Regions from separate parts of the Homo sapiens genome. Here region 2 is linked to region 1. A link is an interaction called in ENCODE POLR2A ChIA-PET data of the cell type or tissue named here. Cell type or tissue: K562. All regions are shown on one strand. Each heading gives the region's core, and the rest is flanking DNA. Links, peaks and the distances in the headings are about the cores only.

The links. ChIA-PET counts read pairs that join two places held together with the same protein. Peaks named below come from ENCODE experiments on the same cell type or tissue, not always from the same donor. Only the 100,000 strongest peaks of a DNase experiment are listed, where the experiment ranks them.
Region 2: POLR2A ChIA-PET joins it to region 1 with 5 read pairs; 5 of 35 experiments call an interaction of 5 or more read pairs at or near these places.

The regions. Positions count from the first base shown.
Region 1 is chr17:75,316,158-75,320,538 of GRCh38, reverse strand. It overlaps GRB2 (growth factor receptor bound protein 2), which reads left to right. Exons shown (of 6, transcript NM_002086.5): 6 at 1-2,463. The coding sequence ends at 171. Among named protein-coding and RNA genes, the nearest start is that of SLC25A19, 29 kb to the right of the region's middle. RefSeq lists enhancers at 1-736, 647-786, 3,795-4,044. In K562, for the core only: no CTCF peak of the experiment used is centred there; a DNase peak (open chromatin) is centred at 2,648.
Region 2 is chr17:75,122,152-75,126,532 of GRCh38, reverse strand. All of the region lies in intron 2 of ARMC7 (armadillo repeat containing 7), which reads right to left. Among named protein-coding and RNA genes, the nearest start is that of NT5C, 7.4 kb to the left of the region's middle. RefSeq lists an enhancer at 1,361-2,560. In K562, for the core only: no CTCF peak of the experiment used is centred there; a DNase peak (open chromatin) is centred at 2,012.

The DNA.
Region 1 (4,381 bases), core at 252-4,251:
CAGGCCCTCTTTGACTTTGATCCCCAGGAGGATGGAGAGCTGGGCTTCCGCCGGGGAGATTTTATCCATGTCATGGATAACTCAGACCCCAACTGGTGGAAAGGAGCTTGCCACGGGCAGACCGGCATGTTTCCCCGCAATTATGTCACCCCCGTGAACCGGAACGTCTAAGAGTCAAGAAGCAATTATTTAAAGAAAGTGAAAAATGTAAAACACATACAAAAGAATTAAACCCACAAGCTGCCTCTGACAGCAGCCTGTGAGGGAGTGCAGAACACCTGGCCGGGTCACCCTGTGACCCTCTCACTTTGGTTGGAACTTTAGGGGGTGGGAGGGGGCGTTGGATTTAAAAATGCCAAAACTTACCTATAAATTAAGAAGAGTTTTTATTACAAATTTTCACTGCTGCTCCTCTTTCCCCTCCTTTGTCTTTTTTTTCATCCTTTTTTCTCTTCTGTCCATCAGTGCATGACGTTTAAGGCCACGTATAGTCCTAGCTGACGCCAATAATAAAAAACAAGAAACCAAGTGGGCTGGTATTCTCTCTATGCAAAATGTCTGTTTTAGTTGGAATGACTGAAAGAAGAACAGCTGTTCCTGTGTTCTTCGTATATACACACAAAAAGGAGCGGGCAGGGCCGCTCGATGCCTTTGCTGTTTAGCTTCCTCCAGAGGAGGGGACTTGTAGGAATCTGCCTTCCAGCCCAGACCCCCAGTGTATTTTGTCCAAGTTCACAGTAGAGTAGGGTAGAAGGAAAGCATGTCTCTGCTTCCATGGCTTCCTGAGAAAGCCCACCTGGGCTGGGCGCGGTGGCTCACGCCTGTAATCCCAGCACTTTGGGAGGCCAAGGTGGGCGGATCACAAGGTCAGGAGTTCGAGACCAACCTAGCCAACATGGTGAAACCCCGTCTCTACTAAAAATAAGAAATTAGCCGGGTGTGGCACGCACCTGTAGTCCCAGCTACTTGGGAGCCTGAGGCAGGAGAATCGCTTGAACCTGGGAAGTGGAGGTTGAGTGAGCCGGGACCGTGCCATTGTACTCCAGCCTGGGTGACAGAGCGAGATTCCGTCTCAAAAAAAAAAAAAAAAAGCCCACCTGAAAGCCTGTCTCTTTCCACTTTGTTGGCCCTTCCAGTGGGATTATCGAGCATGTTGTTTTTTCATAGTGCCTTTTTCCTTATTTCAAGGGTTGCTTCTGAGTGGTGTTTTTTTTTTTTTTTTAATTTGTTTTGTTTTAAAATAAGTTAAAGGCAGTCCAGAGCTTTTCAGCCAATTTGTCTCCTACTCTGTGTAAATATTTTTCCCTCCGGGCAGGGGAGCCAGGGTAGAGCAAAGGAGACAAAGCAGGAGTGGAAGGTGAGGCGTTCTCCTGCTTGTACTAAGCCAGGAGGCTTTAAGCTCCAGCTTTAAGGGTTGTGAGCCCCTTGGGGGTTCAGGGAACTGCTTGCCCAGGGTGCAGTGTGAGTGTGATGGGCCACCGGGGCAAGAGGGAAGGTGACCGCCCAGCTCTCCCACATCCCACTGGATCTGGCTTACAGGGGGGTCGGAAGCCTGTCCTCACCGTCTCGGGGGTTGTGGCCCCCGCCCCCTCCCTATATGCACCCCTGGAACCAGCAAGTCCCAGACAAGGAGAGCGGAGGAGGAAGTCATGGGAACGCAGCCTCCAGTTGTAGCAGGTTTCACTATTCCTATGCTGGGGTACACAGTGAGAGTACTCACTTTTCACTTGTCTTGCTCTTAGATTGGGCCATGGCTTTCATCCTGTGTCCCCTGACCTGTCCAGGTGAGTGTGAGGGCAGCACTGGGAAGCTGGAGTGCTGCTTGTGCCTCCCTTCCCAGTGGGCTGTGTTGACTGCTGCTCCCCACCCCTACCGATGGTCCCAGGAAGCAGGGAGAGTTGGGGAAGGCAAGATTGGAAAGACAGGAAGACCAAGGCCTCGGCAGAACTCTCTGTCTTCTCTCCACTTCTGGTCCCCTGTGGTGATGTGCCTGTAATCTTTTTCTCCACCCAAACCCCTTCCCACGACAAAAACAAGACTGCCTCCCTCTCTTCCGGGAGCTGGTGACAGCCTTGGGCCTTTCAGTCCCAAAGCGGCCGATGGGAGTCTCCCTCCGACTCCAGATATGAACAGGGCCCAGGCCTGGAGCGTTTGCTGTGCCAGGAGGCGGCAGCTCTTCTGGGCAGAGCCTGTCCCCGCCTTCCCTCACTCTTCCTCATCCTGCTTCTCTTTTCCTCGCAGATGATAAAAGGAATCTGGCATTCTACACCTGGACCATTTGATTGTTTTATTTTGGAATTGGTGTATATCATGAAGCCTTGCTGAACTAAGTTTTGTGTGTATATATTTAAAAAAAAAATCAGTGTTTAAATAAAGACCTATGTACTTAATCCTTTAACTCTGCGGATAGCATTTGGTAGGTAGTGATTAACTGTGAATAATAAATACACAATGAATTCTTCACTTGGTATCTTTTTTTCCCCTTGCCTGCCTTAAAAATTTAAAAACCGCATCGGGGAGTCAGGAATCTTGGGTCCTTATTTCAGACGTGATCACCCAGCTTACATCCCCCTAGGGGAGCATGTGGGGCTCACAGGCCTTCCTGGGAGCGATGCCTGCAGTTGGCTGTCAGGAACTCCTGGGGAGCCTGTTAACAATACAGAATCGCAAACCCCGCCCCACATCCTCGGACATTGCCTTTGAGGACACAGACACGCCCGCTGTTTCTGATGTAGAGAAACCACTGACCACGCTTTGGGAACTCTGGTCTAGACCAAGGGCTTTGGGAAGATAAAGAGCTTGGCTTATTTGGTTCTCCTGTTTTCTGTGTTAAACAAGAAGAAGGACAGAAACACCTGTGAAGAAACGGTTTTAATATGCTGAGTAACTGAAATATACTTGTTTGCTCAATAGGCTGCTTTTAGGGTGAGACTAGGCATATTTACACACACGTTGGCTACAGAGGCAAAGAAGACTGAACAAAAAAGAAATGAGGTCTGGCCATGGTAGCTCATGCCTGTAATCCCAGCACTTTGAGAGGCCAAGGTGGGGGATCACTTGAGCCCAGGAGTTTTGAGGCCAGTCTGGGCAGCATAGGGAGACTCCCTGCCTCTCTACAAAAAGCAAATTAGCCAGATGCAGTGGCGCACGCCTGTAGTGAGGATTACTTGGGAGGCTGAGGTGGATCACTTGAGCCCAGGAGGTCAAGACTACAGTGAGCTGTGGTTGCACCACTGCACTCCAGCCTGGGCAACAGGGTGAGACCTTGTCTCGAAAAAGTAATAAAAAGGGGACAGGCAGGGTGGCTCACACCTGTAATCCCAGCACTTTGGGAGACTGAAGCGGGTGAATCACAAGGTCAGGAGTTCAAGACCAGCCTGGCCAACATGGTGAAACCCCATCTCTACTAAAAATACAAAAATTAGCCAGCTGTGGTGGCAGGTGTCTGTAGTCCCAGCTACTCGGGAGGCTGAGGCAGGAGAATCGCTTGAACCCGGGAGGTGGAGGTTACAGTGAGCCGAGATTGCACCACTGCACTCCAGCCTGGGTGACAGAGCTAGGTTCCCTCTCAAAAAAATAAAATAAAATAAAAAATAAAGGTAATAAGGGCCAGGCTCAGTGGCTTACGCCTGTAATCCTAACACTTTGAGAGGCTGAGGCGGGTGGATTGCTTGAGCTCAAGAATGCCACACCAGCCTGGGCAACATAGTGAAACCCATCTCTACCAAAAATTAGCTGAGTGTGGTGATGCACACCTGTGGTCCCAGCTACTCAGGAGGCTGAAGTGGAGGTTGCAGTGAGCTGTCATGCCACTATACTCCAGCCTGAGAGACAGACCTCTCTCAAAAAAAAAAAAAAAATACCCAAGAAATCTCGACTTGAATTCTTCTTGGTGTAGCCACACTGAGCAGGGGAGGCTTGTGGGTTGTTTTGTTTTGTGACAGGGTCTTTATCTGCCACCCAGGCTGGAGTGCTACGGTGCAATCATAGCTCACTGCAGACTCAATCCCCTGGGCTCAAGTGATCACCTCAGCCTCCCAAGTAGCTGGGACTGTAGGCATACACTACTGCACCCAAGTAGCTGGGACTACAGGCATACGCTACTGCACCCAAGTAGCTGGGACTACAGGCATACGCTACTGCACCTGGCTAATTTCATTTTTTTTTGTACAGTGGGGTCTGTGTTTCCCAGGCTGGTCTCAGACTCCTGGGCTCAAGAGATCCCCCCACCCTTGGCCTTTCAAAGTGCTGGAAATCCAGGCGTGAGCTGTGCCTGGCCTGGGACGTTTTTGACCTTCCCCTGCAGCAGTCATGTGTGGGAAGGATCTTGACCCAGCAAGAGTCAAGACTGCTAGTCCTGTGGTCCACTTGGGCTGGCCTC
Region 2 (4,381 bases), core at 119-4,118, 190 kb after region 1:
TCATGGCTATGCAGTGATTGTAGATTAATGGTAAGGAGTGTACCATTTGACAGATATAGTGTAATTAAGAGAATAGAGCATTTTAATGTTATTTCCATGTCACCGTTACTAGGATTCTGGGGGAAAACAGAAAAGGCAACAGTGACAGATCAGTGGTTCTGGATCAAAGAACTCACGTGCTCAGGTAATGTGGCTGGAATCCCACTCCCATTCCCTCAAGTCAGGCCCCCTCAATGTAATGACCTCTTAGCCTTGGGGACAGATGCTACCTTGTTTTGGAGGTCACTCTGCTCAGCACTGGCTGCTCCCTGCGGGAAGATGACTTCCTGTGCATCCTGAGCTTCCTGTCATCACGGTACCCCTCCCTTTGGTTCCTGCTCAGTGGAGGAAGCCACCTCTCAGCTCATTTGCAAAACATGCCCAGTGTCCTGAGTGACCAATCAGTGAAGGCCACAGCTCTACCCACTTCCCCTGTTTTTCTGGAAACTAACAAAGAGAAGACTTACCTGAACCTGAAACCCAACTAAGACATCTTCCCCAGCCAGAGGGACAGGTGCCCATGGTGCCCCCGCCAAGGACCCTCCTCCACTGACTGGGGCAGGAGTCTGCCAAGGTTTCACTCTGCTGCCTGCTCCCAAGCAGCACCTGGGTCAGGCTGGTCCTGCTTTGAGGGAACCTTTTTTATTTTTGAGATGGAGTTTCACTCTTTCACCCAGGCTGGAGTGAAGTGGCGCGATCTCGGCTCACTGCAACCTCCGCCCCACCAGGTTCAAGTGATTCTCTTGCCTCAGCCTCCCAAGTAGCTGGGATTACAGGTACATGCCACCACACCTGGCTAATTTTTTTTTTGTATTTTTAGTAGAGACAGGGTTTCGCCATGTTAGCCAGGCTGGTCTTAAACTCTTGACCTCAGGTGATCCACCCATCTTGGCCTCCCAAAGTGCTAGGATTACGGGTGTGAGCCACCGTGCCCAGCTGGGGGAACATTATTAAAGGATCCCACTGCATGTGGAGTAAATTCCAGATGTCCGTGTGCTCCTTACCCCTGAGCCGTCCTGTCTGTTCTTCCCTCTCCCTGGCACTCATTGCAGTCTCCAACCTCAGTCCATCCCTGAGACCTTTCAGCCCCCAGTTGTCACACACTGACACCCTCTTGCTGGTAACAAGCCCTCCACTGCTCTCCTTGCAAGTGGCGTCTTCCTGGGATACCCGACTAGGTGCTCTACCATGTCAGGGCAGCCCTTCATCACCTGATCCTTTAAGCACTGACCCGGGGGGGAAAGGGTTCAAAGAACCGCAGATGGTCAGGGGGCTGGACAGTGTGGCTCCCTGACATCCTGCCCACCCTGGACTTCTGTAGTTCTTAGATCTGGGCTGCAGCTCACAGGCAGGACACATCTGAGGGAGGGAAGGAGCTCTTTGGCCTCTCTGGAGTCCTGAGAAAGAGTAGCAGCAGCAGAGGGCAAGCAGGCCCTGACTGAGCGCCTCTCCCCATGGGGCCCTTGGAGCCTCCCTTGCCAGTCCCACTTCAGCACTTGCTAAAGCACAGGGTGGCCCCTAGCGTGGCTGTGGCATTCTGTAGGCTGCCTTTTGTCCTTGCTCTGTCCCTTCCACCAGGAGCTATAAGGCAGGGCTCAAGTTCCTAGAACCGTGGACACTTCACTGAGCACGCACTGGACACATGACTGAACCCTAGAAACAAGTGCTAACATCACCCCCATTTCCATGGGAGAAGTCAAGGCTATGAGAGACTGAGTGAGCTGCCCAAAACGCTAAAGAGATGGGAGCCTTCTGCCCCTCGGCCCTCCCATGGGAAATGGCGGCCCTCCCATGGGAAATGGCGGGGCCCTCTGGAAGCAGTAAGGACAACGAATCCAGCCTTGGGCAGATGCCAGGCTCAGTCTGGAGCAGGGGCAGTGGAAGTGCTGTGGTCGGACTCTTCTGCTCAGACACACCCGCGGCATGTCTCCCGAGCTGACGGGAGCGGCCTTCCTGTGCACACTGGACTGCGGGTGGGGTGATGGGATTTCTCTCTGTGTAAAGTGTGATAAGATGAAGCCTGAGTCACTGCCTGGCAGCTGAGTCATCACCACACCCAGGTGCGCCTGGGCAGGGCACTGCCACCCAGACTGCGGAAAACCAGAGGGTGGGGGCAGGAGGAGGCCTCAGGAGAGCCACCCTCTCCCTCCCTCCCCACACAGAGGCCTAGGAGTCTCCAAGGATGGACCGGGTGCCTGCCAGAGCTCACCAGCTGCTTGGACCCTCTCCGCAGTGGCAGGGAACTCCTGAAGCTCCTCTGCCTAGCGGGTAGTGTCCCTTAGAGATGAAGAAGGCGGTGAGGGCCAGAAAAGAAAAGGGCACAGAGTTTCAGGGCAGGAAGTCTGAGCTGGAGCAGAAAGATGAGCCAAGATGGCGCCAGAGGACCCACAAGAGGCCACAGCAACAGCTGCTTTGAGCTTCTCCCTGGGTCTACCTGTGTGAACCTGCCCTGAAGAACTGAGAAGGGCCATGGAAAAAGAGCAACGTGGAAACTGGGAGCTTCCTAGAATGCTTGGTAATAGCCAGATGGCTAAATTATGGTACATGCATATGATGAAACAGTATACAGTACTTTTTTTTTTGAGTATGAGCCTCGCTCTTGTCGCCCACGCTGGAGTGCAGTAGCACGATCTCGGCTCACTGCAACCTCCGCCTCCCGGGTTCAAGCAATTCTCCTGCCTCAGCCTCCCAAGTAGCTGGGATTACAGGCATGCACCACCACGCCCAGCTAATTTTGTATTTTTAGTAGAGATGGGGGTTTCACCATGTTGGCCAGGCTAATCTCGAACTCCTAACCTCATGCCTTGGCCTCCCAAAGTACTGGGATGAAAGGCGTGAGCCATTGTGTCTGGCAATATTTACAGTTCTTAAAAATAATGTCTTCAGGCTGGGCGCGGTGGATCACAAAATTAGGAGATCAAGACCGTCCTGGCTAACACGGTGAAACTCCCTCTCTACTAAAAATACAAAAAATTAGCCGGGCACGGTGGTGGGCACCTGTAGTCCCAGCTACTCAGGAGGCTGAGGCAGGAGAATGGCCTGAACCCGGGAGGTGGAGCTTGCAGTGAGCAGAGATCGCACTGCTGCACTCTAGCCTGGGCGACAGAGCGAAACTCGGTCTCAAAAAAAAAAAAAAAGTCTTCAAAGGCCAGGTGTGGTGGCTCATGCCTGTCATCCCAGCACTTTGGGAGGCCGAGGCGGGTGGATCACAAGGTCAGGAGTTCAAGATCAGCCTAGCCAACATAGTGAAACCCCGTCTCTACTAAGTAAAAAAAAAAAAAAAAAAAATTAGCTGGGCCTGATGGTGTGTCCCTGTAGTCCCAGCTACTTGGGAGGCTGAGGCAAGAGAATTGCTTGAACTCAGGAGGTGGAGGTTGCAGTGAGCTGAGATCGTGCCACTGCAATCCAGCTTGGGCGACAGAGTGAGACTTCACCTCAAAAATTAAAAAAAAAAAAAAAAAGTGTCCAAAGAATAATTCATGTTAGAAAATGCCTGTAATTTAAGATGAAGGAGGGAAGAAGGACACCAGATTGTACATACAATAAGATAGGCCCGCTAAGACGCCACCTCCTCTAAGAGCTTTCTGTGAGCACCTAACCTGCCCCCCCACCACGCCCCCCTCACCAGGCTTTGCTTCTTTCCTTCACACTTACTGACATTACAGTAGTTATTTGTCAAAATATTGGCTGTTGCTCCACTAAACTATAAACTCCGTGAGAATGGGGACTCTGCCTTGTCTCATTCTCTATCAGCAGCCTCGCATTAGCAGGTGTTTAATAAATAGGAAAACGTTATCTCTACAGATATTCTTTTAAAAATTAAAAAAGCCAGGGCCAGGCACAGTGGCTCACTCCTGTAATCCCAGCACTTTGGGTGGTGAGGCAGGAGGATCACCTGAGGTCAGGAGTTCAAGACTAGCCTTGCCAACATGGTGAAACCCCATCTCTACTAAAAATACAAAAAATTAGCTGGGCGTGGTGGCACACGCCCGTAGTCCCAGCTACTCGAGAAGCTGAGGCAGGAGAATCGCTTGAACCCAGGAGGCGGAGGTTGCGGTGAGCCGAGATCACTCCACTGCACTCCAGCCTGGGCAACAAGAGTGAAACCCCGTCAAAAATAATAATAATAATAATTTTAAAAGATATTATTCTTTTTTGTTTTTGTTTTGAGACGGAGTTTTGCTCTGTCGCCCAGGCTGGAGTGCAGTGGCGCAATCTCGGCTCACTGCATCCTCCACCTCCGGGGTTCTCTGCCTCAGCCTCCCGAGTAGCTGGGATTACAGGCGCCCGTCAACATGCCCGACTAATTTCCTTTTGTATTTTTAGTAGAGATGGGGTTTCA